2 separate regions of the Mus musculus genome follow, and region 2 is linked to region 1. The links are chromatin loops, found by intact Hi-C in ENCODE. Cell type or tissue: heart. All regions are shown on one strand. Links, peaks and the distances in the headings refer to the core of each region. The heading gives the core; the rest is flanking DNA. Region 1 holds the start of Dhx57 (DEAH (Asp-Glu-Ala-Asp/His) box polypeptide 57). Region 2 holds the start of Gemin6 (gem nuclear organelle associated protein 6).

Evidence for each region. A loop is a pair of places that touch in the nucleus more often than their neighbours do. Peaks named below come from ENCODE experiments on the same cell type or tissue, not always from the same donor. Only the 100,000 strongest peaks of a DNase experiment are listed, where the experiment ranks them.
Region 2: it touches region 1 in a loop (2.0-fold over the local background); 1 of 42 quality-filtered maps calls a loop at or near these places.

Annotation. Positions count from the first base shown.
Region 1 is chr17:80,282,752-80,298,628 of GRCm38, reverse strand. It overlaps Dhx57 (DEAH (Asp-Glu-Ala-Asp/His) box polypeptide 57), which reads left to right and starts at 8,153. Exons shown (of 24, transcript NM_001163759.1): 1 at 8,153-8,573. Morn2 (MORN repeat containing 2) reads right to left here and starts at 8,417. Exons shown (of 5, transcript NM_194269.2): 1 at 8,292-8,417; 2 at 6,251-6,304; 3 at 4,053-4,159; 4 at 2,980-3,116; 5 at 1,153-1,375. The coding sequence starts at 3,116. The coding sequence ends at 1,273. In heart, for the core only: a CTCF peak has its summit at 7,282 (motif pointing left); a DNase peak (open chromatin) is centred at 8,428; H3K4me3 peaks cover 2,115 bases; H3K27ac peaks cover 1,595 bases.
Region 2 is chr17:80,211,175-80,227,051 of GRCm38, reverse strand. Gemin6 (gem nuclear organelle associated protein 6) reads right to left here and starts at 2,601. Exons shown (of 3, transcript NM_026053.4): 1 at 2,382-2,601; 2 at 1,288-1,431. The coding sequence starts at 1,412. Ttc39d (tetratricopeptide repeat domain 39D) reads right to left here and starts at 11,138. Exons shown (of 1, transcript NM_026351.2): 1 at 9,116-11,138. The coding sequence starts at 11,138. The coding sequence ends at 9,324. In heart, for the core only: CTCF peaks have their summits at 2,539 and 4,663; a DNase peak (open chromatin) is centred at 2,581; H3K4me3 peaks cover 1,673 bases; H3K27ac peaks cover 1,408 bases.

The sequences.
Region 1 (15,877 bases), core at 4,247-12,246:
TATACAGAGAAACCCTGTCTCAAAACAAACAAACAACAAAAAAAAGCCAACAACAACAAAAAAAAATGTTCACGTTCGTGGAACCAAAGACTAGATAGCGGTTGAAGCAGGAAATGTCAGTACTAATCTCTGTGTTGGGGGTCAGTCGGTCAAGCATAAATTCTGGGGACAAGCTGTACTACATGGCAGCTACAGTCAGCAACAATGTACTGCATTTAAGTTCTTGTTCAAAAGACAGCTTTCATGTTAAGTTTTACCACAACTGTAAACCAATCCAGTGGGGACCAACTGATTGCATAACTATAAAGGGTATCTCATGAAAAATGTTTTTCTTCCAAAATAAACCTGAAGGCACAAGCCGGAGGGAGGGGCTGACAAAAGTTGAGGTGCAGAGTTAGATAGTGACTTAGCCACCATTCGGACCGTACTGCTCCAATTTTAAAACATACATAAACTCTGAATTGATTCACACAATTTATTTAAAGTCATTTCCTAATGAAGATACAATTCAAGAGTCGGGGAAATGCCTTAGTGGGCAAAGTGCTTTCCCTGCAAATGTGAAGACCCTGATTCCCTCTCCAGGCGCGCTGGTACGTGCCTAACCTCCGTGCTCAGCTGGGGGTGAGCAGAGATGGGCGTTTCCTGGGGGCCACTGGCCAGCCAAATTAGCAGAAACAGTGAGCTCCAGGTTCACTGAGGAACAAATGAGGTGAAAAGATTGAATCTAGTGACCAAACACCTTTAATCCTAGCACTTGGTAAGAAGAAACAGGTAGATCTTTGTGAGTTTGAGGACAACCTGGTCTACACAGTGAGTTTTAGGCCAACCATGGCCATATAGTAAGACCATGTCTTTAAAAAAAAAAAAAAGTGAAAAGTGATTGAAAAGGACTTTTTTTTTCTTTTTCAAGATGTGTAGCCATGGCTGTCCTGCAACTCAGGAGATCTGCCTGCCTCTCCTGAGTGCTGAGATTAAAAGCATGTTCTAGCCTGAAAAAGGCATTTTATTATCAACTTCTGCCTTCCACATGTACCTGCATGAACAAGTACTCACACACAGACACACACACACACATGCATACAAGCACATGTGCACACACATGCACATAAACACACATGAGCTCACACACATACAATACATAATTCAAAAAGGTGTGGGTGCATGACAACTTTATTGGACTTACGGAAGAGGGCAGGTCACTTTAGCAGAAGGTTCAGTTGCTTTGCCTAAGGGGGGTTGCAGAGGCCACATCTCAGCGTTAAGGCAGCAGGTCTACATGTAGAGCTTTAGTTTCAGGCCGGGGGCAGCTGTGAAGTGGAAGTTACCACACCACTGCAGGCCTTGGGTGTCAGTGTATTCTCCCTCACCTTCTACCCTGCAAAAGTGAGAAGTGAGCTTGCTCGTTAGTCAGGACTGGTCATTCACAGTCTATGTGGATTCACAGACTACGTGGACTGCTATGCTGCGCTGCCTGTCTAGGGCTCTTTACCTTTCCATGTCACTTCCTATTAATCACCAGCGTTCTGCTTTCATACACTAGGAAGACACACTATTTCAAACACACACTGTCTAGATACAAATATTGGTGCTCATGGATTCAGCGTCAAATAAACTTAACTTTATATAAAACCAAGCAATCGGCTGAAACTTGAAACTTGTGTATTGGTTATCTGGATCGACTCAAACATTCATTTACTTAACAAATATTTCTTGGTCATCAGCTCCGTTTGAGGTGCTGTGCTTGGGTAGTGTTCTTTTGATCCCACTGTAGTGGTGGAAACACACTCACATATGAATAGGCTGTATCCCATAGGTTATCTTTTCCTCTCTTTATTAATATAAGTGAAAATGGTTTATGTGTCCTTGTTACAAAAATGGAGTCCTAGAAATGTATCACACTGACTGTATAACAATTAGATAGCATTTTCATTCTAGATTGTGAAAGGGATATTTATAAATAAATTTATTTTCCTTTTGAGGCAGGGTCTCCTGTAGTTCAGGTTGGCCTCAAACTTTTCGTGTAGCCAGGGGTGCCACTGAACTTCGGGCCTCCTACCCTTAACTCTCAGGGGCTAGGATTACAGGCATGAGCTGCGTGCTATGCCCGATTCTATGCGATGTAGGGTTTGAACCTAAGGTTTCATGTACACTAGACAAGCACTCTCAACTCAGCTGCATCCCCAGCCTCATAGTGACCTTTGGGCGGCTTGATATGGAGTAAGATCCAGCTTATAAAACTATGCTTATGCTTCATTCCCTTTTATATTTTCTGCAACCGTGTGCTCAGAAAGGGCAATAGTACGTGCATTTCTAGTTTTAGCATTCTCTAATTCAGGTCAGGATGAATTAACCACAGGAATTATTTTAGGTGAAAATTATTCTTGGACTAAATTTGTTCAAGAATCACACATTTTTCCACTCACCCTACACTAACAGAGACCACAGAGGCTGGGGTAGAAGCTTAATAGTCAGCCAGGCATGGTGGTGTGTACCTTTTTTGTTTTTGTTTTTTTTTTTTTTTTGGTCTTTTGAGACAGGGTTTCTCTGTGTAGCCTTGGCTGTCCTGGAACTCACTCTGTAGACCAGGCTGGCCTCGAACTCAGAAATCCACCTGCCTCTGCCTCCTGAGTGCTGGGATCAAAGGCGTGCACCACCACGCCCAGCGGTGGTGTGTACCTTTAATCCTAGCACTGGGAGGCATGAGGCAGGCGGATTTCTGAGTTCAAGGCAAGCCCAATCTACAGGGTGAGTTCAGGGACAGCCAGGGCTACACAGAGAAAGTCTAATCATCTTTACCAAAAATGATATTGCACTTTGGAAGGCTATAATGGTTACAGCCTCTCCTCTTACATTCCTCAGCCATTTATGGAGATCAAATATGCCATAAAGACTATTTAGCACTAATTAAATACACTACTTAACAAGCATGACTGAAGAGAATCTTTTAGAACTGTAATTATTCTTAAAATGTAACGTTACCTATTTTCATTGAAATTTCCAGTGTACTTTGCCCCAGTTGGGAATGTGTAAGTCCCCAGTCCATGAAACATGTTGTCCTTAAACTGTCCTTCATACACAGCGCCCGAAAAATGTTCAAGTCTTCCAAAGCCATTCATCTGATTGTGAGAAAGGAAATGCTCAGAACCCCGCCTACACTGCACCCACAAGCTTCTTAGGAACATCCTCATTAACTTTGTATCGCTTCCTGTTTCCACAAAGAGCAGACATGTCTATCCTTATCCCCCCCACTCCTCCCCCCCCCTCCCCCTCCTGTCTTTCTGAATCTGGGCTATCTGAACAGATGAGGGACCAAGGTGGTGATAATTAGAATCCTCAAGACACCAAAGTTCATCAGAAGTCTTAAAAAGCAACTGGTGTAGTCACTTCAGAAAACATTACACTGTCTTTGTGAATTTGGGGTATGCCAATGGCTCAGTAGGAAAAGTGTCTACTGCATAACATGAGGACCAGAGGTTAGATAAAAGGCTGGCGTGAGGCTGACTAGAAGGCTTGGGGAGCAAGAGTGACCCCAGAGACTCCTGCTGTGGATGGAGAGAGCCCTCTCCTGTAGGCCGTGGCACTCACACCTAATAGATATGATGATCTCTTAAATGTAGACCTAGGTATACATTCCCATGTTATCACCCACCATCTGTATAAGGAACCCGAGTCTGATTTATCTCATCCATAAAAAGGAGTTTTAATGGTACCTTTCTCATGAGGTTGTCAAGAAGATTAAATGGAAAAAAAATAATGTTTGGCTTTACTCAATGAATGGAAGCTGAGAAAGATAATAATATTACGTCTATTGATGAGATTAATATTATATGTAGAATAATAGACACTAAAACCATTTATCTTCATTACAGAATCTAGTTTGAACACAGGTCTTGCAACATAGCCCAGGAATCCGGGATCCTCATGCCTTAGCCTCCTACATAACCAGATTACAGCTGTGAGTCAATAAACTCCCTTTAATCAATGCACTTCTGACTGGTAATGAAATGCTTGGATCATTTACCCAGTACGAGAATTAAGGATGATAAGGATACCTTGTCATCTTTCCAGCTTCCTGTGTAGACAATCCCGTTCGGCGTGGTGTGCGTGCCTGTCCCGTTTCTCTCACAGATCCCAGAGGTAGTTCTTGTGCAGTCGCCATCTAGCGAGGAAGAAGCCCGCAGCTGTGACCCTGAGCTCTGAAATGGGGCTGGGGGCTTAGGTGGGTGGAACAGTTATGCTGAAGCCAACTCACAACTGCCCTGCACCCCAGTGGTGGGCTTTGGTTGGCCTTCGCTTTTCTGGCTTTCTAGGACTAAAACTAAAAGTCAGAGTGGATGACAGACACCACAGATTTTTAAGGTATCCTATCTAGGTATAATGGTTTTGATTTAAATGTCTATTCATCTGTTAGGATGTCTGCTACTTACATGGGATAATATACCAATAAAAGTGGATATTAGCTAAAAAAAAAAAATACAGGATACCCAGGATACAATCCACAGAACTCAAAAAGGTTAACAAGCCAAAGGGCCCAAGTGAGGATGCCTCAATTGGGAGGGAGAAGAAAGCAATCACAGAAGGAAGGAGGGAGGGAAGGACCTGGGTGAGAAAGGGGACAGGGAGGGGAAAGAGGGGAACATGATAAGCTATTGTGTGGGAGGAACAGGACTGAAGCCCTGAGGACCAGCAGAAGGGATGGGAACAGGCAACCTCTGGAGGTAGGAGATGGGGGACCCTCCAGAATGCACCAGAGACCTGGGAGGTGAAAGACTCTCAGGAAGCAAATGAAATGTTCTACAGTGGGGAGAGGGAACTTGTAGAACCCACCTCCAGGAGAAAGACAGAGCATCAAGTGAGGGTTGAGGTTACCATGCCACTGTCAAAACTGACCCATAATTGTTCCTGTCTGAAAGAACTGCAGGGACAAAAAATGGAGAAAAGCCTGAAAAAAAGGAGGTCCAAATTGGGATCCAGCTCAAGAGGAGGCCCCAAGGCCTGACACTATTACTGAGGCTATGGTGTGCTCACAAAAAGAGGCCTATCACAACTGCCCTCCAAAAGACCCAACAAGCAGCTGAAAAAGTCAGATGCAGATATTTGCACCCAACCAATGGACAGAAGCTGCTGACCCCTGTGGTTGAATTAAGGAAAAACTGGAAGAAGCTGAGGGGGAGGGTGACCCTGTAGGAGGACCAGCAATCTCAATTAACCTGAACCCTCAAGATCTCTCAGACACTGGACCACCAACCAGGCAGCATACACCAGCTGACATGAGGCCCCCAACACACATACAGCAGAGGACTGCCGGGTCTGAACTCAGTCAGAGAAGATGCACCTAACCCTCTAGAGACTGGCTGGCCCTAGGGAGTGGGGCGTTATGTTGAAGTGGGGTGTTTGTGTGTGGGTTGGGGACATCCACATGGAGATGGGGATGGGGGTTATGGGGGGCTATGGAACAGTCAGAGGGTGGACCAGGATGGGAACTGTAAAAAAAGATAAAATAAATTTAAAAAACAGGAGCATTGACTTGGGAGGTTACAGTTGATATGGGATAACTTTAGCTTGTCTTATTTTACCACTGGAAATATAATGTATGGGTAAAATAGTTCATAGCTCAGAAAGTTGTTTTTTCTCTGTACTTTAGGGCAAGTTTTAGTAGAAAAAGACAACAGAAAGTTGGACTCAAGATGTAAAATCAGGTAGACACGGCTCCTTCTTGGGAACAGTAGCATGTTTTGGAAACATGGAGTTGAAATGACTGCTGTCGTGAGAGTATACATGAGGTATTCCTGGCATTGTCACTAGTGGCCCTGCACAATGACAGCAGCTCAGCCTTCCTGTGTATATACTACTATAAATGTCATTTCAAAGCTTTGTTTCTGATGCATATTTGTTTTAGTTGTTATCATTGTTGTCTGTTGTTTGGTTGGGTTTTTGCAACATCATTGAGGGGAATTAACTATATGATCTGAACGTGTGAATTATGGGAAATTAGCTAGACAGCTTTCAGAGAAATAAGAAAGAGGAGAGTACTAGGTATTTAAAATAGCATCTATAATCGTAGAAACAACAAACATAGGAATTGGGTTATGATAGTGTTTTACAAGATAGCATTACTAGAAAGAAAAGTACTGTGATATTTCTAGAGAAAAATTTGAAAACTTTCAATTAAATTTTTCATAGAATTGAAAAAAAAAGGTTTTATAAAACAAATTTCCTATATGAAAAGATAATTAAGATGCATGCTTACCGTATGTGTCTCCATTTGGAAATATAAATTTGATCTTATATACTTCTGACGAAGCTTTAAGAGATTGAGGGAAATAAAGGTAAGTTTAAATAGTTTAATATCATGAGACCCACAGCACATGTGCTTTCAGCAGGATTCCGGTAAATTCTCTTCACACAGACACACTGGCATTTCTACTGGCTGGTGCAGAGTCCTGAGGAAATAAATTATCTTCCCTAGATGGCCTATTTTAATTTATTTTGTATGATTTTATTAGTACAAAGTTAACTTTTTTTTTTCAGTCAGGCAGTAGTGGATGCTTTAACAATGCTTATCAGATTACGAAATCTGCTCACAGTGCCCACTGCAGCTATGCTGTGCTCTCCCGGAGGCACGAGCGTCTTCTTTGGGTAGAAACAGATTCTACCTCAATGTCTCATTCTTACTTTTGACTAAAAGGATGAACCTATGTAGGCCATGCAGGCTAGTGTCCAACTCTGTAGATGGCCCCTCTGCAAAGTCTGTCTGACTTCTTCTCATCCTTAAACTCCTCTGGTTCCAGGACTAGGGGTCTTAGTAAAGCAATGCTTATGTGTAGTTAGTCACCTACACTAAAATAGGGACCATAGATCGATGAAATGTCCTCCCACCACCTGACTCGGTATTGAGTACAAACAGAAAATGCTTATCTAGGGAATGAATGGCTCTTGAGACAGAATCATTAAACGCCTACTAAGCAGGACACTACTAAACACAACTGATCATACAGGAAATGAAGCAGTCCTCAACCGCTCTTCAGATTTCCACGTTTGATGAGCATAGTCTTGTACGGCTTTATCTCGGGGAAATGTTTCCCCTTTTTGGTTTTCAGGGTTTTTTTTTTTTTGGTTTTGTTTGTTTGTTTGTTGTTTCGTGAGAGTGTAATACTTTGAACACTACTGAAAGGAATTCCTATCTAAAAGAGTGCACTTCTTTTACAGAGCTATGTCACACCAGCATTTGGCCCTCTGCTGAAAAAAGTAAAAAGAAGTCTCAAATGCCTTTTTCGCCCTCTAGTGTTACAAATGTGGGGGCAGCACTGTATCATGTGAGTGTAAAATATCTCCTACCTGCTGCATGATATGAATTGGTAGCTTTATCAAAGATGGTTCCAATATTACTCAGGATGTCTTCTTTACAGATGATTTAAAAGCTAATTATATGTCTATAATATACATACATATATATAATATACATATAATTATATATGTACAATACACACACATGTATGTATATGTGTATACTTATATACATATATATATTGTGCTGGTACCCTAATGGTCACAGACCTGTGCTGTTTCTAGTTGTTTGGTGGTGTTTTTCTGTTTGTTTGTTTTTAAGGCGAGGCTAGACGTCTACAATTTTGTTCAGATGACTACAGGACCTGAAAAAGCTGTTGTTATTACTGATGCATAACATACTATTATTGCTCTTTATACATATACATAGATATATATACATATATAAAAATATATACACATATATAAATATATACACATATAAACATATACCTATATTTAAAATAATATTAATATATTATATGTTAATATATATTATATAATATATTAAATATGTATATATATTAAACACACGTTTAATTTTTGAAAACTGTACTTGTGTTTTCAACCATGTTGAGTTGTCATTGTACCAAAATCAGCAGCCATATTAGTCTAGAAACATCAAGCTAATTTCTTTTCCATTTGTACAGGCTTACTTCACTGTATTACATAGGTAAAACCTTATCTGTGTGAGTTCGATTACAGAAACTAATATTCTCTAAATAAGGGGGTGACGTTTCCACATTCAAATTTCTGGATTATGTGAGTTAGCAGGAACCTCTGCCATTGATCTGGCACCGTAAAGGAAACAAATCCGGAGTGATAGGCACAGCGAACCCACAGACTCGGGGGCCCACGCTGTATCTCCGGATCCCCCGACGCCGGGCTGTCGGTGCCCCTCCACCCCAGAGTGGATGCTGCGGCTGGCTCCGGGTCCATCAGCTCCCGAGAGGAAGCGCACTCACTTGATGGAGACGTGAAGGACAGGCTTTCGCGACTCTGCGATTCCCCTAGGCTCGCCAGCTCGGCAGGCTGGAGGGAGCTGGGCTCTAGGACAGAGCGGGCCTCGGTTGCTGGGGCGACCGGGCGACCTCTCACCCGGAAGCAAAAGTGCAAGAAGCCAATCAGAAGACACCTGGGCGGGGCGGCTGCTGCGGGTGAGGTCCAAGAGGGAAGCTGAACCCAGCCCGGACCCCGACCCTGGGTGCCGCCTCCTGAGCTCCGCAGCCAGCAACGCTACGAGCCAGGTACGGCCTGACGTGGCATGTGCGGGGCCGCGCGGGTTCGGGGTTGCCAGGCCCGCCTGCCGCCTCCCCTCTCTAGTGATCACATCCGAGGACCATGCAGCCCCTATGGTCCTGCCTGTCAGCCCAGGGGCAGTGAACCTGGACCTGCAGAATCCTGGGGAACCCCGGGATCTGCAGTCGAGGTCGTCCACACCCACGGCTCCGAGCAAGGTTGAAAAGGAGGGGCGCCAGCCCCATTTCCTGTCTGTGGCTCGGTGGCGACCCGAGGGGCTGTTTGGGGAAAGGGTTGGAGAAGATGGATGTTGAAGAAAGGAACCTTGCATGACTAGGTATCTGAATGGAGCTGGGGGAATGTATAGTGGTCAGAGGTTTGCCTGGGAGGCAAGCGGTGTGGGTTCAGTTTTCATCACCTCAGCTTGACGATGCTGTACGTGGGAGCCAAACTTGGGTGTGAAACAAAGGATCCTTTTAGAGCCAAACTTGGATCCAGTGTCTATGGTAAAGAAAGATGAAATCTTAGCAGGCTACATAGATAGTGGGATTCCTCCCTGCGGACTAGATAACCTAATTTGTATTCTACAGAAAACGTCTGGGGAATGTGATATCGGATGCCGCTATAATCGGTAAATCTTGGTTCAGATTTTTGCGTGAAAATTACAGCTCAAGTTGAAAATGTAACCTTTTCTGGGTTGGTGTGAGGCAACTTGTTTTAAGTCAGTACAGAATCTTCTTGCCTTTTTTTTTTCCTCAGCCATTTCTCAATGTATGAATTGACCCCAGCTGGGTGGTTTGGGTGGTAAGATGTTTGATGTTTTCCTTTCTTCCTACGTAAAAAAAACAAAAAGACAAAAACCCGATATGCAGCTGGGCGTGGTAGTGCACGCCTTTGGAAACAGAGGCAGATGGATCTCTGTAAGTTTGAAGCCAACCTGGTCTACAAAGCGAGTTCCAGGGCAGCCAGTGCTATTTACACAGAGAAACCCTGTCTGGAAAGACATAAAGGTGGGGGGAGGGGGGTGGGAGAATGCGATTATTGAAAATTCAGTTTGTGCCATTCCTTCAGTCACATGTTAATCATTTCATGTCATTATGGTTTTGTGAGTGTATGTATATACTGCTGTCCTTTGGAGAGCTCGTGGTTGGGGCTCAGGATGTCTTGCCTAGTGGGGATCTAGGGTTAGAGAGTAGTTAAAATAATTGAGGGGTGTTGTTTGTTAGTTTGTTTTTGTTTTCTAAGACAGTTTCTCTGTGTAGCCCTGGCTGGCTTGGAACTCACTCTGTGGACCAGGCTGGCTTCCAACTCACAGATCCACCTGCCTCTAAAGGTGTCTGCCACCACTGCTTGGCAAGTTTTACACTTTAAATTGAAAGAGGACATTATTTGTGTTTTTGTTTGGTTTCTCTATGGTGTTTGGCCACTTGTGGGGAGGGGGGGTCCCACTCACCTAGGAGAAACTGTCTTTCCTGATTCTAGCTAATGACCCACCCACCAGGGAATCTGCCATTCGTATAAAAACTAACCAGTCTTGGATTCAAATCTCAAACCACCACCTTTATCTACCACTCACAATGCAGCTAATACTGAAGTCAGGTACCACAGCAAAGAAGAATCAGTTACCAAAACATTTGTTGAAAGCTTTACTTAAACACACACACACACACACACACACACACACACACACACACGGCATTCCACCAAAGCCAGAGTAGCCTATTTAGTATAAATGTTCTGCTCTGTTTACACAAACCAACAGTAAAACTTCTGAGGAGCTAGCATTCTATCTCAAAGTCTCCCTGACACAGGCACTTCCTCCTGCCCCTCATAGCCACAGCCAATGGAGTTTCGATGTAAACACCCTATGTCTTCCTCCCCACCATTTTTAAGACACTGCATTTCTTTTCTCTAACCTGAACGACTGTAATAGTTGCCCAACTGAAACTATTATTTCCTTCTGTGCACTCTGGCCTCATCCCAGCACCTGGCCCAGGGCGCTAATTGATGTTCCGAGCTTGAAACCTTCGCATCTGTCATTGCTGCTGCTTGGATGTTCTCTTCACAAGTATTTCATGGCTCACTTTCTCCACCTATTCATATATCCACTCATAGGTTATTGAGTGAGGCATTCAGCAACTACTCTGTAATAGCCTTGTTCTCTTAAATAATTTTTTTTGTTAGAACCTTTTTATCTTTTTTTTTCCATTTTTTATTAGGTATTTAGCTCATTTACATTTCCAATGCTATACCAAAATTCCCCCATACCCACCCACCCCCACTCCCCTACCCACCCACTTCCCCTTTTTGGCCCTGGCATTCCCCTGTACTGGGGCATATAAAGTTTGCGTGTCCAATGGGCCTCTCTTTCCAGTGATGGCCGACTAGGCCATCTTTTGATACATATGCAGCTAGAGTCAAGAGCTCCGGGGTACTGGTTAGTTCATAATGTTGTTCCACCTATAGGGTTGCAGATCCCTTTAGCTCCTTGGGTTCTTTCTCTAGCTCCTCCATTGGGAGCCCTGTGATCCATCCATTAGCTGACTGTGAGCATCCACTTCTGTGTTTGCTAGGCCCCGGCATAGTCTCACAAGAGACAGCTACATCTGGGTCCTTTCGATAAAATCTTGCTGGTGTATGCAATGGCGTCAGCGTTTGGATGCTGATTACGGGATGGATCTCTGGATATGGCAGTCTCTACATGGTCCATCCTTTCATCTCAGCTCCAAACTTTGTCTCTGTAACTCCTTCCATGGGTGTTTTGTTCCCAATTCTAAGGAGGGGCATAGTGTCCACACTTCAGTCTTCATTCTTCTTGAGTTTCATGTGTTTAGCAAATTGTATCTTATATCTTGGGAATCCTAGGTTTGGGGCTAATATCCACTTATCAGTGAGTACATATTGTGTGAGTTCCTTTGTGAATGTGTTACCTCACTCAGGATGATGCCCTCCAGGTCCATCCATTTGTCTAGGAATTTCATAAATTCATTCTTTTTAATAGCTGAGTAGTACTCCATTGTGTAGATGTACCACATTTTCTGTATCCATTCCTCTGTTGAGGGGCTTAAATCATTTTTATATTTTTTGAAATAATAATTTCATCTCCCCTGCATCCTTTTCCTCCCTCCAACCCTCCTTTGTACCTCCCTCGCTTTCTCTTGTATCCATGGTCTCCTTTTATGAGTGTTACATACGTACATGTGTGTGTGTGTGTGTGTGTGTGTGTATATATATATATATATATATATATATGTATATATATATACAGACATATACACACACATATATACATATATGTGTGTATATATGTATATATATATATATATATATATATATATATATATATATATACTCCTAAACACATAAATAGCCTGCTCAGTCTGTATAATGCTGTTTGTATGTATATGATCCTAGAGCTGACCACTTGGTTTTGAATAAACAGTTGAGTGGCTCTTCCCTGAGGAAAACCCTTTCTCCCATTCTCAGCATTCTATAACTGCATATAGTTCCTCATCTATCTAGGTTTGAGGCTCTGAGCTTTCCCCTTTCTATGTTAGCATTCCATTGGTGTCCTTGTTCAGATCTTACCTAGGCAAACGTATTGATGAGCCTTCTCAGGTAGCCTCTTTGACATCTCTTGGAGACAGACCAGTCTCACAGTAAACTTCCAGTTCCTCTCACTCTCACAATCCCTTTGGTTTTTTTTGTTTGTTTGTTTGTTTGTTTTTTTCCATTTTTTATTAGGTATTTAGCTCATTTACATTTCCAATGCTATACCAAAAGTCCCCCATACCCACCCACCCCCACTCCCCTACCCACCCACTTCCCCTTTTTGGCCCTGGCGTTCCCCTGTACTGGGGCATATAAAGTTTGCGTGTCCAATGGGCCTCTCTTTCCAGTGATGGCCGACTAGGCCATCTTTTGATACATATGCAGCTAGAGTCAAGAGCTCCGGGGTACTGGTTAGTTCATAATGTTGTTCCACCTATAGGGTTGCAGATCCCTTTAGCTCCTTGGGTTCTTTCTCTAGCTCCTCCATTGGGAGCCCTGTGATCCATCCATTAGCTGACTGTGAGCATCCACTTCTGTGTTTGCTAGGCCCCGGCATAGTCTCACAAGAGACAGCTACATCTGGGTCCTTTCGATAAAATCTTGCTAGTGTATGCAATGGTGTCAGCGTTTGGATGCTGATTATGGGGTGGATCCCTGGATATGGCAGTCTCTACATGGTCCATCCTTTCATCTCAGCTCCAAACTTTGTCTCTGTAACTCCTTCCATGGGTGTTTTGTTCCCAATTCTAAGGAGGGGCATAGTGTCCACACTTCAGTCTTCATTCTTCTTGAGTTTCATGTGTTTAGCAAATTGTATCTTATATCTTGGGTATCCTAGGTTTGGGGCTAATATCCACTTATCAGTGAGTACATATTGTGTGAGTTCCTTTGTGAATGTGTTACCTCACTCAGGATGATGCCCTCCAGGTCCATCCATTTTGCTAGGAATTTCATAAATTCATTCTTTTTAATAGCTGAGTAGTACTCCATTGTGTAGATGTACCACATTTTCTGTATCCATTCCTCTGTTGAGGGGCATCTGGGTTCTTTCCAGCTTCTGGCTATTATAAATAAGGCTGCTATGAACATAGTGGAGCATGTGTCCTTCTTACCAGTTGGGGCATCTTCTGGATATATGCCCAGGAGAGGTATTGCTGGATCCTTCGGTAGTACTATGTCCAATTTTCTGAGGAACCGCCAGACGGATTTCCAGAGTGGTTGTACAAGCCTGCAATCCCACCAACAATGGAGGAGTGTTCCTCTTTCTCCACATCCACGCCAGCATCTGCTGTCACCTGAATTTTTGATCTTAGCCATTCTGACTGGTGTGAGGTGGAATCTCAGGGTTGTTTTGATTTGCATTTCCCTGATGATTAAGGATGTTGAACATTTTTTCAGGTGCTTCTCTGCCATTCGGTATTCCTCAGGTGAGAATTCTTTGTTCAGTTCTGAGCCCCATTCTTTAATGGGGTTATTTGATTTTCTGAAGTCCACCTTTGTAATGTCCCTGATCTAAGGTTCAGCAGTTGTGTTTGTGGGTGAGTCATTTGGGACTAGACACCACACAATCTCTGTTCTCAGCGTTTTGATCAGTTGTGAATTTCTGCAGTGGTCGGGTCTGTTGTACAGAGAGGTTTCTTTGATGAGGGGTGAGAACTGATAGATTTCAGAGCTCAAAGTAGAGTGACAGGCGGCAGAAAGGGACCAGAGGCTGACCTCAGCAGGTGAAACCGTTCATTTCAAACCTCAAAGACAGACACTCTTTCACAAGAAAGGGGTGCCTGTTGGAGGAAAGGGAATACTTGGAGTCTCGAGAGAGGCTTGGGACTGAGGAAGTTAATGTAGCCCCAGGGATCTACGTATGAGCCTCTCCTTCCTGGTATTGTTGGCTCAGTGGAGTCAGCCTATCTTGGGGGGCTGGCTGTCTCAGCAAATCATTTCCTTTCTGTGGCTCATTGATAATGGCTTGAACAAGGTTAGCTGTAACCTCAGATGCATTCTGCTTTTACAACCAAGGCACTCTATCCAGAACTACACTTTTAACCTGTGGCTATGAGTATTTGCAGTGTAGTTAGCAGTTGTATTAATTGAGTAAAGTAGCAGCTGTAAGTTCTGCTCTGAGGTCCGTGACGTCCGTGAGGAACTCGCCTGGTTTTCAGTCCCAGGGCTGATTTCTCCTCTGTTGATGAGGCTTCAGTTCCAATCAGAGAGCTGTTGGTACCACCAAGGACTGCATGCCACTATTCCCCCCTTAGGGTGATTGCACCAGGCTGGCTGTTTTGTTTCATAGACATTAAAGCTGGGTAAAGCTGTTGTTCATTTCCTTCTCTGGGAAGCTTGCATGGTGCTTTCTGGTACCATCAAACCCAGTCCTCAGGGAGAGGGCTTTCAGGTCAGATCCAGCTCAGGTCCGCTGGGCTCTGTGTCTGCACTGCAAGGAACCTTCAGCAAAGGGACTTACCTTCCACCTCTAGGGTGCAACCATAAATTTGTGGCTATAGTTTGGATATTATTTGTCCCCTCAAAAAAAAAAAAAAAAAACTCATGTTGAAATTGATTACCAGTATTAGAAGTTGGATTCTTTAAAGGTAGTTAGATAATTAAAAGAGATTAATACCACAAGGGAGAGAGACCAGTCTCACGAGATAGTTATTATAAAGCGAGGCATTCCCTTGTGTTTAGACTCTTCCTTTAGCTTCCTTTCTCCTCGCCCCTGCCCTGCCCAGATGCAGTGCAAAGACTCTGACTGTCATCTGCTCAGACACCACGTGCTGTGTACTTCCCAGCCGTCAGAACTGTGAGCCCAAATACAGCTTTAGTAAGCTTAGCTCTTCTGTGACAGCAGCCCTGACTGACTATCCACCCGCTTACCATCTACCAGACCCTCTAGAGAGTTAGCTGCTTCACCAGGCATGCGTTTTGTCTTAGCTGTCAAATCTTCAAGATCTGGCACATAAGCTTTCAATAAATACGTGTAGAACAGATAAATCAATGCATGGGTCCCCATTCTTACACGTTATTCATTAATCTTCACTCATACCCCAGAAAATGTTGAATTCTGCTCTCTGCGAGATGCTACATATGCTAGAGATATGGTAGCAATCAAAACAGACACAGTTGCTGCCTCCAAAGAGCTTTCTAGGCGTAGGAGAGGAAGACTCAGTACGTATATAAAGCCATGAAGGATCTTGAAGAAAAAGTACTAAGAGAGCTAGTTTTAAATTTCCATGTGTTTGTGAGTTAACCAATTTTGTACCTGCTTTTAATTTCTAATTTCATTTTATTTTAGTAGCAGAGTATGTTTTGTGTTATTTCTGTCTTCTGAAAATGTATTGAGGTAGCCGGGCGTGGTCGCTCGAAACGCGGAGGCATGAGGGTCTCTGTAAGTTCAAGGACAGCCTAGTCTACAAACTGAGTTAAAGAACAGGCAAGGCTGTGAAACCCTGTCTCCAAAAACCAACAGCAACAACAACAAGTAGTGAGGTTTGTTTTCCAGGTTAGCATATGGCTTATCCTAGCCAACATTCCTTATGTAGTTGAACAGCTACTTTGTTGTGGGAGGCCATGCCTGTGAAATCTGTGCTGGTACCTACAACTTTCTAGCTAGGTGGCAGAGGCAAACAGTTCTCTGAATTTGAACTTGAGGCCAGCCTGGTCTACAGAGTAACCAAGATAGCCAGGAGGACTACACAAAGAAACCCTGTCTGTGGGGAAAAAAAAAAAGCCATCTCTCCTAAATGCCCCTGAGCTTGCTCTGCCA
Region 2 (15,877 bases), core at 1-8,000, 67 kb after region 1:
GCCTGGTCTACAGAGTGAGTTCCAGAATAGCCAAGGCTATACAGTGAAACCCTGTCTCCAAAAACCAAAAAAGAAAAGAAAAGGAAAAAGAAAGAAAACAAAGTCTGTTTGTAGGAGTCTATGTCTATGTATTTTATTGAAGATTTGAGTGTTTGTAATCATAAATGGAATTAGTTTAATAGCTTTCTTTTTTAAATCCTGTCCTCAACTTTTGACATCAAAATCGTATTAGCTTCAATCATATTAGTTTCAGCTTGTCACCACAGTGCCCATGAGGTTAGAGTAGAAGGATCATTAAGTCTGAGGCATTTCATGCTAAATGCAGAGACTGAGAGAGGCTATTATATAATCTTCCACAGTGCTACAGAAATTTAGTAAGATTATAAATACGTAGTACTAGGCCTAGAGAGATGGCTCAGCAGTTAAGAGCACCAATTCTCTTCCAGAGGTCCTGAGTTCCATTCCCAGCAACCACATGGTGATTCACAGCCATATGTAATGGGATCCAATGCTCCCTTCTGGTGTGTCTGAAGAGAACAAAAGTGTACTCATATAAATACATAATTAAAACTTAAAAAAAAAATACTTAGTAGCCGGGTGTGGTGGCCCACGCCCTTAATCCCAGCACTTGGGAGGCAGAGGCAGGCGAATTTCTGAGTTCCAGGACAGCCAGGACTACACAGAAACCCTGTCTCAAAAAACAAACAAACAAACAAACAAACAAACTACTTAGTACTTCAATAAATATAAAATTTTCCAATAAACAGCATGGGCATTTTTCCCCTTGACATCTATGTACCTTCAGTCCTTTTTTTTTTTTTTTTTTTACCTTTTGAGACAAGTCCTGACAATTGGATATGGTGGAGATAAGAGGATCAGGGATTCGTGTTTATCCTCAGCTACATAATGAATTTGAGGCCAGTCTGAGTTATATGAGACTTATTTTAAAAAAATAAATAAAGTTGGGTGTGGTGTCCTAGCATTCAGAAGTAGAAGTAGATGAATCAGAAGTTTAATATCATCTTCAACTATATAGCCAAATAAGGCCAACCTTGGCTACAGGAGACCCTCTGGAAGGAGAATTAGAAGAGGGGAGAATTTCTCTTTTCTATTCCTATAACTATGTTTAGTTTGCTACAGCATCCCATAGTTAAAACAGCAGCAGTTAGGCTCAAAAGCAATTATTATGTGTGAATGACCAGTCTTTGATTGATCTGCCTTCTCAGCTTGGATATCCGGGGCCAGTACATAGGATTGTCATTTCACAAAATTAAGTTGCATACTCACTTGGCAGAGACTGGATCTGTGGTTAGAAGCCATCCTTTATACTCCTTCTCACAGGCTATCACTCTCACTTCTTTATAAACGTAATCTTCCCATTCTAAGGGGCTTTTCTTCATCCATTCGCTCATGGTTACCAGTTGCCCAGATCTAGAACCATTATCAATTTGGGTTAATCACTATGGATATTCCACACAAGCAAATGTCTTTTTTTAAAAATATTTTTAAAGATTCATTTATTTATTATATGTAAGTACACTGTAGCTGTCTTCAGACAATCCAGAAGAGGGAGTCAGATCTTTTTACGGATGGTTGTGAGCCACCATGTGGTTGCTGGGATTTGAACTCTGAACCTTTGGAATAGCAGTCAGTGCTCTTACCCACTGAGCCATCTCACCAGCCCAAGCAAATGTCTTAATGATCGCCATTCTGTAGGCAGTCTGTAATTTGCCTGAAAATAACGAGTTTCTTAATGCAAGTAAGCACTGATACATAGAGCCAGTCTTAACTCACACCTACAGTCCCTACCTACTAGTAGTGCTGAGACCAGCCTGGTAACATAGTGTGCCGTCTCAGATCTCAGAAGAACAAGCAAAACGCCCATCTGGGGTATAAGAAACTGATACTATCTTTGGAGAATTCTTGAGAATGTTTTGTTTAGTATATCTGGGAAGGGGTATTTATAATTCAGACTGATGGTAATAGTGAATGGCCACAGGTACAATTCTTAAAACTCCTGTGGCATGTCTAGTCCCACCCTCTGCTCCCAATTCCGGATACCGCTTTCAACCTGGCTTTGAACCTGGCCCGTAGATAACTCAAACTCTTCGGGGCTGGAGAGATGGCTCAGCGGTTAAGAGCACCGACTGGGAGGTCAATTCCCAGCAACCACATGGTAGCTCAAAACCATCGGTAATGGAATCCGATGTCCTCTTCTGGTGTGTCTGAAGAAAGCAGTGGTGTGCTCATATACAATAAAGAAATCTTTTTTAGAAAAAAGAAGAAGCAGCCACTTCCGTTCCGCTTTCCTTAGATAAAAGGATTTCGCCCTAAACCCCTGACAGACATAACTGATGCGGAGTTCTCGGATTCCCACCTACTCTTTCTAGATGACTCTCCACGGGCTTTGCGCCAATTTTCTCGTAAAGCGCTGAGGACCCGTTAGCGAAGCTCTAGAGCTCCAACACCAGGTCCTGTCCAGAGGCCGCCATACCCAGAACTCTGCACGACTCAGGGAAACGCCGCAGAGACCCTGGCTATATTTCTACTTAGCTCACACGCCGCCGAGCGGGCTTGAGTCGGCCCGCCTGAGCCCAGCATGCTTTGCTCCTGACGTCATTTCCTTCCCCCAGAATCCTCCATCCTGTAGTCCTTTGCCTCCGTTCTTGCACTGCAGGTTGTGTCCAAGGGAACTTGAGTTCTCCTGGCCACCGTGAACGTCTCAAGAAATCTTTGTAAGAGGAAAATGTTCGTACCTCAAAGCTTTTTAAGTGGGGTATGAAAATGCGATTTTGCCCTGAATTCAACACAAAGCTCTCTGGGTAAACCTTAAGGCTCTAAAAGCCGAGGTGAATGGCATGAATTCTGGTCTAGCTCGTTTTGGAGCCGGTTAAAATGCGTGCACCTTTGGGGACGTGTTCTCAGTAAATCTCAAGAACAGTGGTGAAGTTGGGAAGATCAGCACTGGATTTTTTTTTTTTTTTTTTTTTCGAGACAGGGTTTCTCTGTGTAGCCCTAGCTGTCCTGGAACTCACTCTGTAGACTTCGCCTGCCTCTGCCTCCCAAGCAGCACTGGATTATGTTGTTTCTGCTTCAGATTTCTGGGCACGTAGCTGACTGGGCTCTGACATACTGCAGAATCTTCGAGACTGTGATACTGAAAAGTGGTGCAAGGCAGTAAATGCTAAGATTCTGCCTATACTGAAAAGAGAAAAAAACAACCCTCTCCCCCGCCAAGACAACAACTACAACAAAAAAACCCACCAAGGGCGATGAACAAAAACTGAGCTATAAAATTGTCAAGCCAGAGGTGGGCGTGGTGGCGCACGCCTTTAATCCCAGCACTCGGGAGGCAGAGGCAGGCGAATTTCTGAGTTCGAGGCCAGCCTGGTCTATAAAGTGAGTTCCAGGACAGCCTGAGCTACACAGAGAAACCCTGTCTCAAAAAAAAAAAAAAAAAAAAAAAAAAGATTGTCAAGCCAAGCAGCAGAAACATTAAATATGAATCGGTTTTTTAAAATTACTACTTGAAATTCCATATCAAATAATCCTTCCCAAAACCTTCATTTATTGAATGATTGACTTCATATTAATGAGATTTCATGGATTAAGTTAGAGTTTATCAGTTAAAACCCTCTATAAAGCTACAAGAGCTAATGTAAATTCCAAGTTATTAAGAGTGTGGGAGAAAATGTTTGACCTTTAAAACTACAGAATAAAAATCTACAACTGATTTGTGACAACTGTTCAGTTGCATTTTAAGTTTCATTCTTTACTGCAAACCTGTTTGGCTTATGTTTTCTTCCCCTTTTGAAACAAGGACATGTCCCTACTCTGTCCAAATTATCAGAAATTTAAGTTGCATTTGGGCCACATGTGGTGCATAGGACTTTAATCCAAGCTTGTGGAAAGCAGAGGTAGGCAGGGAGTTTGGGATCAATTAGTCTACATAGTGAGTTCTAGGCCAGCCCTGCTACAAAAAAAAAAAAAAAAAAAAAATTAAAAAAATTTAAAAATCAGTTGCAACTAGATACAAGATATTTAAACTATTCTAGCTTTTTTTTTTTTTTTTTAAATTCGAGACAGGGTTTCTCTGTGTAGCCCTGGCTGTCCTGGAACTCACTCTGTAGACCAGGCTGGCCTCGAACTCAGAAATCTGCCTGCCTCTGCCTTCCAAGTGCTGGGATTAAAGGTGTGCGCCACCATCACCCGGCTTCTAGCTTTTCTAATTCACTCAATTAGTACCAGCCAATTGAAATGTCTCTTCTTTATGTATATGCTTAGTAGTCATCAAGATTATATTGATGAATGCTAGGAATGGCTCCATTAAAAAAAAAAAAAAAAGCCCGGTATGGCTCATTTGCAATTTCATGGCTGGGAAGTGGAATCAGAAGGACCCGTGGGGCTCACTAGTCTAATTGTAAAATCCTGAACCAAAGAGACACTGTCTCAAAGAATGTGGGTGTATTTCCTGAAAATGACACCTGAGGTTGCCCTACACACACACAGAAGGAAACAAAAAAATCCGATCTAGAAAAAGAATACATTAAGGGGCTGGAAAGAGATGGTTCAGTGGCTAGGAGCACTGGCTGTTCTTTAGAGAGCCGGGATTTCCCACATGACTGCATACAAAAATGTCAAACTCCCAGGAGATGACACCCTCATTTGGCCAGCAGGGGCACCAGCCACCATAGTGGTGCTCATATGGTGCTCAGACATACATGCAAGCAAAACACCCATACACATACAACATATATATATATATATGTATGTATGTATGTATTCACACACACATATATGTGTGTGTATATATATATATGTATATATATATATTATATATATGAATGAATACATTGGGCTGGGGTGATGGCTGTTAGTAAAGTGTTTGCTTGCACTGGAAGCATGAGAGCCTGCGTTCATATACCCAGCACCAACATCAGAAGCCAGATAAGCCCCTGTAGTCTGGTGAGACTGCTCAGTGGTTACAGGAATTTGCCACTGTTCCTGATAAGGCAAGTTTGATCTCTGGGACATTTGTGGAAGGGAAGAACCAACTCCTGCAAGTTCTGTGACTTCCACAAGTACACAAACACACACAGACACACACACACACAAATGTGTTTTAGGTTGGATGTGGTGGTGCACACCTTTAATCTCAGCAGTATGGAAGCAGAGGCCAGTCCTGTCTGTATAGTGAATTCCAGGCCAGCCAATGCTACAGAGTAAGACCCTGTCTCAGAAACCAAGACAAACAAAACCAGAGGGCCTGTGTGTGAATTGCTGTCTATATGCAGGTGAGGGCAAGCACAAGGTAAGGCTAGAGCCTGTGATTGGGCAGTGGAAAAGGAAGGCGGGGCTGAGAGTTTCTGACACAGAGGACAGAAGGACAGAGAAGATGGAAGAGGAAGAACCAGACCCACGAGGCTTTAAATAGCCGCAGGTAGCTATGAATATCTTAGAAGGAATAGAATAATATAGGACAATCTGTCCAATCTAGGTGGGCAGCTTGTATCACCATCAATTGGCTCTGAGTTCATTGTGTGGGCGTTTTGTGGGTTGAGAATTTACTGATATGAATTTGACTGATAAATTACAAGCCTCTAGAGTTTTGTTTTTACTGGGTTACAAGGATTTGTGACAGTTAGTCACGAGGGGCGGATGGATAGGAAGATTAGAGCGGGTTCCCCAGCAAGCAAACTAGGAGAAGTTGGGCAGATGCAGCCTGGGGACAGCGGGGGGCGGGGAGACGGTGTTGCTAGAGTGTAGCCAACGAGAGCTGGGATTGAATTTGTATTATTACATGCATTCCTTGTGAAAAGGTTCAGAGTGTAAAGTTGGTGCTGTGGACGCATGGGACCCTGAGTTCACCCACATCAAAGGCTGACATGGCAGCATGGATCCGTAACCTCAGGGTTTGGGGTTGTGACTGCCAGATCCCAGGCCTGCTAGCTTGCCATTTTTGCCAAGGAACCAACTTCCAAGTTCTGAGAGAAAGTCTGACTCAAAAAGTAAAGTGGCCACTGGGCATCGGGGCACAGGTCTTTAATCTCAGAACTTAGAAGGCAGAGAGGCAAGTGGATCTCAGGGAGGTCAAAGCCAGCATGGTCTACAGTATTGAGTTCCAGGACAGCTAGAGCTACATGGTGGGACCCTGTCTATAATAAAATTAGTAATAACAACAATTATAATATCTTCCAACTTAGTTTATCAGGAATCGTGTGTCAAGTTCTTTCAACCACTAAACAGTCTCACCAGACTACAGGGGCTCGACTGGCTTCTGATGTCAGTGCTGGGTATATTAACTCAAGTTCTTACACTTTCAGTGCAACCTCCTTTACTGTCAACCTCTGTCTGCTTCAAGTGCCTGCCAGGCCAGCACATGTGCATACATGGATATAATATACACACGCACACACAGAGACAGAGACAGACGGACAGACAGACAGACAGACAGACACATGGCTTTTAGTCTGTTTTTTTTTCTTTTTTAGCGACTTTGTGTGGGTTCTTCATGGGTTCTTCTGTCTCCTAACAGTATCTTCTTTGGCTTGGCTCAGCTTCTCCTAGCTCAACTGTCTCCAACTGTCTTCTCTTCTGCTCTCTGACCCCACTCTTCTGTGTCCTGGACTCTACTCCCTGCTACTCCCAAAGCCCACTGTCTGCTCTCAACCGCTGCTGGCTTTTTATATCCTCTCCTGTTCTCAGAATTCCAAGAGGCAGCTGACACTGAGAGGCACAGGGTCCTTTAAAGGTCCAGGCACACAAAACAAATCACGCTACAGAAATGACTGAGGAAAATACCTGGCACTGACTCCCTGACCTCTACCCCTGCTCCACACAAACCTACACCCACACCCAGTAGACACACAGAGAAAATATTGCTATAGTTTTTTTGCTATGATTTCTGCTAAAAACTAGAATTATTTTCTATAGGGATGTGGGGGTGGTCTTATTTAGCCCAGGCTAGTCTTGGATTTGCTGTGAAGCTGAGTTCAAGCTGGTCTTGAACTTTTGATCTTCTTGATTCCATTTCCTAAATACTAAGATTACAGAAACCCACTACCATGCATGGTTAAAAACGGATGTTTGACTTGTGTGTGTGTGTGTGTGTGTGTGTGTGTGTATTTGCTTGTGTGTGGCCACACAAGTGTGAATGCATACAGATCCACTGACTGGATTTCACTCACCTCATCTCGAAATAAAAATGTGTGGTTAGATTTGCTGGAGAGATGGCTCAGCAGCTAAGAGCACTGACTGCTCTTCCAGAGGTCCAGAGTTCGATTCCCAGCAACCATATGTTGGCTCATAACCATCTGTAATGGATCTGGTGTGTCACCAATAGTGTACTCATATACATAAAATTAATAAATCTTTAAAAAAGATAACCCACCCGGGCGTAGTGGCACACGCCTTTAATCCCAGCACTTGGGAGGCAGAGGCAGGCAAATTTCTGAGTTTGAGGCCAGCCTGGTCTACAGAGTGAGTTCCAGGACAGCCAAGGCTACACAGAGAAACCCTGCCTTGAAAAAAAATTCAGCTCTAAAATTTCATAACTAAGACATCATTAACCCTAGAAGCCCTCTAGAAGCGAGCAGGGGCTGTGTTTTGTTTTATTGGCAACCATGTACTTAACAACCATCTCCATCTGGCATATATTAGGTGCTCAGGTTATATTGATTTTCTTCTCTCCTAAACAGGGTTTCTCTGTGTAGCCCTGGCCATCCTAGAATTCAATCTGTAGACAAGACTGGCCTCAAACTCAGATATCCACCTGCCTCTGCCTCCCACACGCCAGGATTAGGTGTATGCCACCATGCCTGGCTGACTAAATTAAAATCTTTTTAAAATTGTTACTGTCTTTTGAGATAGGCTCTCAGTATGTAGCCCAGGCTAGCCTAGAACTCAAGATCTTCCTGCATTAGTCTTCAGAATACTTATTAAAATACTGCACCACCTCACCTGACTACTTTTTATTTCCGTAAGAAAACATCTGTGTTTGAGCTGGAGATGTAGCCCAGTTGGGTAGAGTTCTTGCTCAGCATATATGAATTCCTAGGTTTGATCCCAGCATTGTATAAGCTTGGAGTAGTGGTATATACGTTTAATCACAGCACCAAGAGAGACTGGGGTGGGGCCTGGGGGGACACATGATACAACCCAGGGACATACATAGTTGTGTTTGCTTCTTCTCATGAGTGTGGACACACATGTATAGAAGTGTATCTGTATGCCCGTGCATGCGGAGGCCTCGGGCTGATATTAGAAGTTTTTGATTGTTCTTCAGCTTATTAAGTCAGAGTCTCTCAGCTGAACCTAGAGCTCTCAGACATGGTTCATCTAACTAGCCAGCTTATTCCTGGGACTCCCATCTCCTCCCACCTCTTACAAGTGGGGCTGCCGGGGCTAGAGAGATGGCTTAGCGGTTAAGAGCACCGACTGCTCTACCAGAGGTCCTGAGTTCCATTCCCAGCAACCACATGGTGGCTCACAACCATCTGTAATGGGATCTGATGCCCTCTTCCGGTGTGTCTGAAGACAGTTACAGTGTACTCATATACATAAAATAAGTAAATCTTAAACAAAAACAAGTGGGGCTGCCACACCTATCCAGAAGAATGCACCTGGTTCTGGGGAGTCAAACTCTGGTCTCCCTGCTTATGTGGCAAATGCTTGGTTTGCTAAGCCATTTCCCCAGTCATCTTCATTTCCCGCAATTATCATTATAGGGTTTATATGTGGATGGAGATTTCTTTCTATTTTCTGACAAATTAGAAATTCACACTAGAGCTTCCTAGGACTCCTCATGTAAAAGTGTAAAAGATATTCCTTATCACATAGGGGGTCGTCTTTGCTGTAAAAGCCAATGAAAATGATTGTAAGGGAAACCCTTCAGAGTTTATAGTACTCAGTGTGCCATTAGTTTTGAAACAGTAATGACCAAGGTCATTTCTTTACCAGTTAAGCATTCACTGTGTTATGTGCAAAGCATATTCAGTATCTAGTGGAAGGCTAAACCTTTGGAAGTTTAAAAACTGTGAACATAATCCCTTCATGAGTGTTTTTGCAGTTATAGCATTTGCCTTTCCTTTTTCAAGAATGTGCGTCACTCCGTTTCTCAGTCTGAGCATTGAATTTTATGGGGAAGGAGGAGGAGGAGGAGGAGAGAGCAGAGCAATGGCGTGTCCCTTTCTTAGTTAGCAGGTTCTTAGCAGCTGCCACTTGGATTTTTGCTTTTCACAGAGGAAGTACTTTTCTACCTACTAATTACTTGACTGATTGTAGATATTTCACTCATACTACACAGAAGCACACTGGGTTAAGAATCACTTTTCTAATTTAGCTATTTGTTCAAGGGCAATATGAGCCCTAAACTGTAGCCGGGCTTCCATGGAATAGTCTTTATAGTTCTTTATGTTGTCGAGGTTTTTCATTGCATTGGCATAGTCTCCTTTTAGATAGTGTAGCATTCCCAGTTCATAGTAACTATATGGCACCAAATAGTGGTCGTACTTTAACATTTTCTCCTTCCTGATAACACGAATAAAGTAGTGCTCAGCCTTCAGGTGCTTGCCCAAGTGCTTCAGGCACAGGCCTTTCAGCAGATTTAACAAGCTCATGTCATCTATGCCGTACTCCTCGTTTGGGTTTTCACTCAAAAGCTCTTTGCCTTTGTCAATTATCAATAGCCAACTTGAAATAAGCTCTATTTTCTTGCTCATGACTCGGAAGCCACTCCAGGCGTAGATGAACTCCAGAAGGGGCTGTGCTGTAAACCAGCCTGTCGTAGTACCATAGCGCTGACTTTTCTCAGCAATAAACTTTTCTATGGGCACAGAAGAGCCTAAAATTTTGATTCTCAAGCTATCCACGCGTAAGAAGTAAGAGCTCAGGCTCTCGTTTTCCGAGTCCACACAGTCAGGAGGAATCAAGGCCAGTATGATAGCCTTGCTGTATATATAGATGGCCTTAGACCATCTGCTATGCTGAAACAATAGGCTGGCATAGTTGTAGGCCTGCTTCCAATTCTGCAAGAAAATATGGCACCACATGAGCTCCCAGTAACAGAGGTGATGGACCTGCTTCCACTCGTTCTGAGTAATGATGCACTCTTGTAACTTTAACTTTGCGCTTTCAAAATTACCGTTTAGCATGTTAAAACGTGCACGGAAAAATTTAAGTACAACACAGTTGGGGAATTTCTCCAGGTAGATCAGGAAGAGACTCTCGGTGGCAGCAGTAGAAGCCTTTTCAACACCAACAACTACACGCACATAGTTGTAGTAGAAGAGAAGAGTGAACACACTTAAGATGTTGTTTATATGCGGTTCAGATGCACTGTCGTGGAGCAAGGCCAGGCCCACTTCTCTGTCTCCAGAATAGCCAACCATATTGAGAAGTTTCAGTGATTTGGGTGGTACAAGTGAAAACATCAGATTGAATACCCCAACTCCAAATTTTATCCCTCCAATCAAGTGTCTGTGGGTTTTACTTTGGTTCTCAGGCATAAGTTCTAAGACCTGTTGGCAGTCTTTGTATATTTGATAGCTTGACCCAACATTGACACCGCTTTTGAGGAAACTCAGCAAACTGTCGTCCTGTATAAATGTTATAGCAGACTTCAAGACTAGACACTCAGCATAACAGACTTCTGCATGTAATTCCTCCTCTTTGATAGACTTTATTCCCTGTCTACTCATTAGGCGAGATAAAGTCACTATCCTGGGCTTTTTTCGGAAATTGTTGCAGGTTTTCAAAGCTTCCTTTGCGGCGTTCATTCCGATCTGGATATCCTGTGGCTCAAAGGTGAGGATGGCCTTGACAACCATAAACATACTGTATATCAGGGCGTGGTATGAACTGTTTTTTGACCATGGGTGAATAAGGTTGATGGCGTCTGAGAACCTGTTATTTAGAAACAAATACAATCCAGTTGTGCATTCTTCCAAGGATGATAAAAGGCTCATTGTTGTTGCCACAGGGATAATTTCATGGGCATCCTCGAACTTGTCCTCTGCTTCACTGTCTTTTAGATTGTGGGATCTAGTTACTCTCACCATTCTATCATGCTCGCCTTCACTCAGACTAAAGGTACTTAACAGGTACTCGTCATTGTCCTCGTGTCTTTGGAACCGTGACATGTTTGCTTTCTCGGTTAGAGGTGGGAATATCTGAGGTGGAGTTGCAATGTGAGTAGCTGCTGCACTCCTGACCAGGGTCTCTTCTTCCACACAAAGCTCAGTCTGAAGTGTTGCTGTTAAAATGGAGGCAAATGCAAGACTAGCTGTGAGATGCAGCGTTAGGGCATTCTCTATGATCTATGTCAGACAAGGAGAGGAGATCTATGTACCCAGAAGATGAATTTCTGAAAAGTTCATCTAGAATGTGCTAAGGAAAACTAAGCACTAAAAAGGAAACCCTTTGAAATCTGCAGGCTTCTGTACCCAGTTGGTCAGTGAACAAACTGCATAAGCTCACAACTCTGTGTTTTGTGGTAGGTGCACAAACTCTCACTAGGAGGCAAGGATCTGGTTAGAAAGGATACATATAAAATTCTCTAGGTCAAACTAAGAAAGGTGTGTATTGTTCAGTCCACAGAACAAAGATTATGGGGATGAAAAATCTCTCCAAATTATTCTGAGTATGTGCCTACACTGTCACTGAAACCAGACTTTTGTTTGTTTGTTTGTTTGTATGTTGTGTGTGGGGGGCATTGAGACAAAGTCTTTCCACTTAGCTCTGGCAATCCTGAAACTCACTCATTAACTCAGGCTGACCTTAACTCACAGAGAAGCACCTATCTCTGTCTCCTAAAGGAATGGACCCGCCCCCCCCCCCATGCACAGCAAAGAAATGCAACTTTTAATAAAGAGGGCAAAAAGAAAAAGAGAAAGGTTACATTTTTTTTAAATGTTGATGAGGATCATCTCAGAGGTATTATTTTAGGGAAATAGCAGTAGGTAGTACTAAAATGCATCACAGGGACAGAGCTTTCACCTAATGTGCACAAGGCCCTGGGTCATTTCCCCCAATTTGCAAAAGCAGCAGCAAAACCAACCAACCAACCAACCAACAAACAAAAGCAAACATGGAAGTAAGGATAAAATTAAGGATAGTGGCTCTCTCAAGGTTTTTCAGAGGCACCAACAGATTCTGCCTGAAGACAACGTTTGTCTTCCCCTGGCCTTTAGGGGGCTACTTTCAAATCGAATACCATAGAGTCTCATTCTCCACAACTGCTTTCTACTTTTAATTACTGAGGCAGAGTCTCTTGCTAGAAGCAGAGTTCCCTGACACTGGGTAATATAGCTAGTCAGCTTGCCCCAGGGATCGATCCCGTCTCTCTGCATCCAACCCCCAGGATCACAGGTAGCCAATTCTACTGCCCTGCTGTAGTGGGAGTTCTGGAATCAGAATGCCAGCCCTTCATCCTGGGCAGCAGTGCTCTTGTTTTGCTTTTTTGGGGGACAGGGTCTTGAAATATAGCCCTAGGTAACCTGAAAGGTGCTGTGTAAATCAGGCTGGTCTAGCTTCCCATGCTCTTCCTTCCTCGGCCTCCCAGCTGCTGCGTTTATAGGCCTGCATTACCATGCCTGTAGAATTGGACTTTCCCTGCTTATTTATTTATGATGTCAGGGATAACACCTACAGCCTCATGAATGTTTATTACTGAGCTCAGGTTCTTGGAATTTTTAAATATTTTTGGGGGGTTGGAGAGACTGATGATTAAACCTACAGCCTTATTCATGAAGAAAACGCTGTCTCGTGCTATACCCCTAAACAGTATGGATGCTCAAATCTCTTAAAGTAGCATTCAACTATGCACATGTACAGAATGGATAAACCTAAACCCCTTAAAAGAAACAGAGAACCAGAGGCTGGAGAGATGGCTCAGCGGGTAAGAATACTGACTGCTCTTCCAGAGGTCCTGAGTTCAATTCCCAGCAACCACATGGTGGCTCACAACCATCTGTAATGAGATCCGATGCCCTCTTCTGGTGTGTCTGAAGTCAGCTACAGTGTACTCATACAAGTAATAAATAAAAATAAATAAGATTGTTTATTTTAGAAACTTTCTTCATTTATTTTTTTCAAGACAGGGTGTCTCTGCATACCTATGGCTGTCCTGGGACTTGCTCTGTAGACCAGGCTGGCCATAAAGAAATAAACCTGTGTCTACCTCTGGAATGCTGGACTAAAAGTGTGTACCACCACAGCCTTCTAGATTACTTATAATACAAAGACTGTGTAAATAGTTATACTGTACTGGATAGAGCAAGTCTGTATATACTCAGTATAGACACAAATTTTCCCATATTTGTGTGTGTGCGCACTCGCGCATGTGTGTGTGTGTGTGTGTGTGTGTGGTTTGTTTGATTGAGACACAATTTCTCTGAGTAGCCCTAGCTGTCCTGAACTAACTCTGTAGACCAGACTGGCCTCAAAACCACCCCTTTTAGATAGTGTAGCATTCCCAGTTCATAGTAACTATATGGCACCAAATAGCAGTCGTACTTTAACATTTTCTCCTTCCTGATAACACAAATAAAGTAGTGCTCAGCCTTTATCTGCCCCCCAAGAGCTGGGATTAAAGGCATGCACCACCACTACCTGGCCCAAATATTTTTTTATCTCTGTCTCTTTTTTGGGGGGGGGGGAGGTTCGAGACAGGGTTTCTCTATATAGCCCTGGCTGTCCTGGAACTCACTTTGTAGATCAGGCTGGCCTCGAACTCAGAAATCTGCCTGCCTCTGCCTCCCAAGTGCTGGGATTAAAGGTGTGAGCCACCACTGCCCGGCTTATCTCTGTCTCACTCTCTCTCTCTCTCTTTTTTAAAGATTTATTTATTATATGTAAGTACACTGTAGCTGTCTTCAGACACACCAGAAGAGGGAGTCAGATCTCATTATGGATGGTTGTGAGCCACCATGTGGTTGCTGGGATTTGAACTCAGGACCTTTGGAAGAGCAGTCGGGTGCTCTTACCTGCTGAGCCATCTCACCAGCCTTTATCCCTGTCTCTTATTCTTCCATTTTGTTTTAAGACAGAGTCTCATGTAGCCCAGGCTAACTCAAACTATGTAGTCATGGATGGCCTTGCATTCTTGACCCTCTGCCTCTATCTCCCAAATTCTGGGACTATAGGTGTGGGCCATGAGGCCAGGCCTGCTCTTGTTCTTCTTCTTCTTCTTCTTCTTCTTCTTCTTTTTTTTTTTAACCTTTGAGACAGGGTCTTACAATCACTGTGCAATCCTGGCTGGCTTGGAATTCTCAGTGTAGACCAGTCTGGCCTTAAACTCATAGAACTCTGCTTGCCTTTGCCTCCTGATTGCTGGGAGTTTCCTTAGAAAATGACATTTATTATCATTGTTTTTTACTAAAATACATTTAAAACTTAAAAATACATTCATTTACTCAGTGCACTCGCAAAAACACACACACACACTCACACACATACATACACACACACACACACTCATACACACACACTCACAGACACATACATACACACTCACACACACACACACACACACACATACACTCACACATACATACACACAGTCATACACACACACACGCTCACACACACACTCACACATACATACACACACTCATACACACACATACATATACACTCACACACACACACTCACACACAGACACACACACCCCTCATGTGGAAGTCAGAAGAAAGCTTGCATAAGTAGGCTTCCTCTTACCAAGTGGGTTTTAGGGATCAAACTGAGATCTTCAGGGATGACAACATTCCATTATGTCCTGAGCCATCTTGCCAGCCTTTTAAACACCTTCTAAAGACAGGATTTCCTTACATAGCCCTGACTGCTCTATAACTTCCTGCCTATAACAGGCTAGTCTCAAACTAGCAGCAATCCTACTTTTACCTCCCACACGCTCGGATTATAAGCATATGCTGCCACACCTGGCTATTTATTAACTTATAGCAGAATTTCTAGGGTCTACATCAAAGAAAGCCAATGGTCTTTAATAGTGTTTCTCTAAGTACGGTCAACAGGCAGTTACAAACAAAGTTTCCACAAATAGTAAGTCCTATCTCTAAGGATCAGTGTCTCTCATGGAGAAACCTTCAGGTTTACATTGTTCACGTCATCCTAAACAATTTTTAAACATAAGTTATTATGTAAATTTTCTTGTTTTAGTTTTTGTTTTTGTTTTTGTTTTTTTTTTTTTGAGACAGGGTTTCTCTGTGTAGCCCTGGCTGTCCTGGAACTCACTCTGTAGACCAGATCTGCCTGGGTCTGCTTCCCAAGTGCTGGGATTAAAGGCATGAGCCACCACTGCCTGGATTATGTAAAATAATTTAAAGAGTTTTACTTGAAAAGACTCCAAGAATTGTCCTGTTTTAAACTACACACACTTCACCCCTGGACTATCCCTGGCTTCACCGTTCTCTCCTTCCGAAATGGTGGAGAATAAATTATCGAATCCCAAGCCTAAAATAATCTCTGTGTAGTTGGAACACCAGTCAGCTCCAGCCCTGCTCATCAGTATTCTTCGGAGAAGGAAGAACATGATTGGCTAAGGGCATCAAGATTCCTTACTTTTAAGTTTTTAATGTAACAAGGTATTCCTCAGAAAACCTGGCATTCCCTGGGTTTTAAACTCCTAACCATCATCTACATTCATTTTCCTTCTTCCTGGTTTTACTATCACATTCCTACTTCCCCACCCTACCCCTACCTAGTCTTCTATGCAGCTGGGGCTGTCTTCAAACCCAGGATTCTCCTGACCCAGCCGGCTACATGCTGGAATTACAAGCATGTGCTACCATGCCCTGTGTGTTGAAAGGTGGCAAAGCACTCAGAGCTCTCTCGTATCGTTCTACCTTCATACTTTAGTAT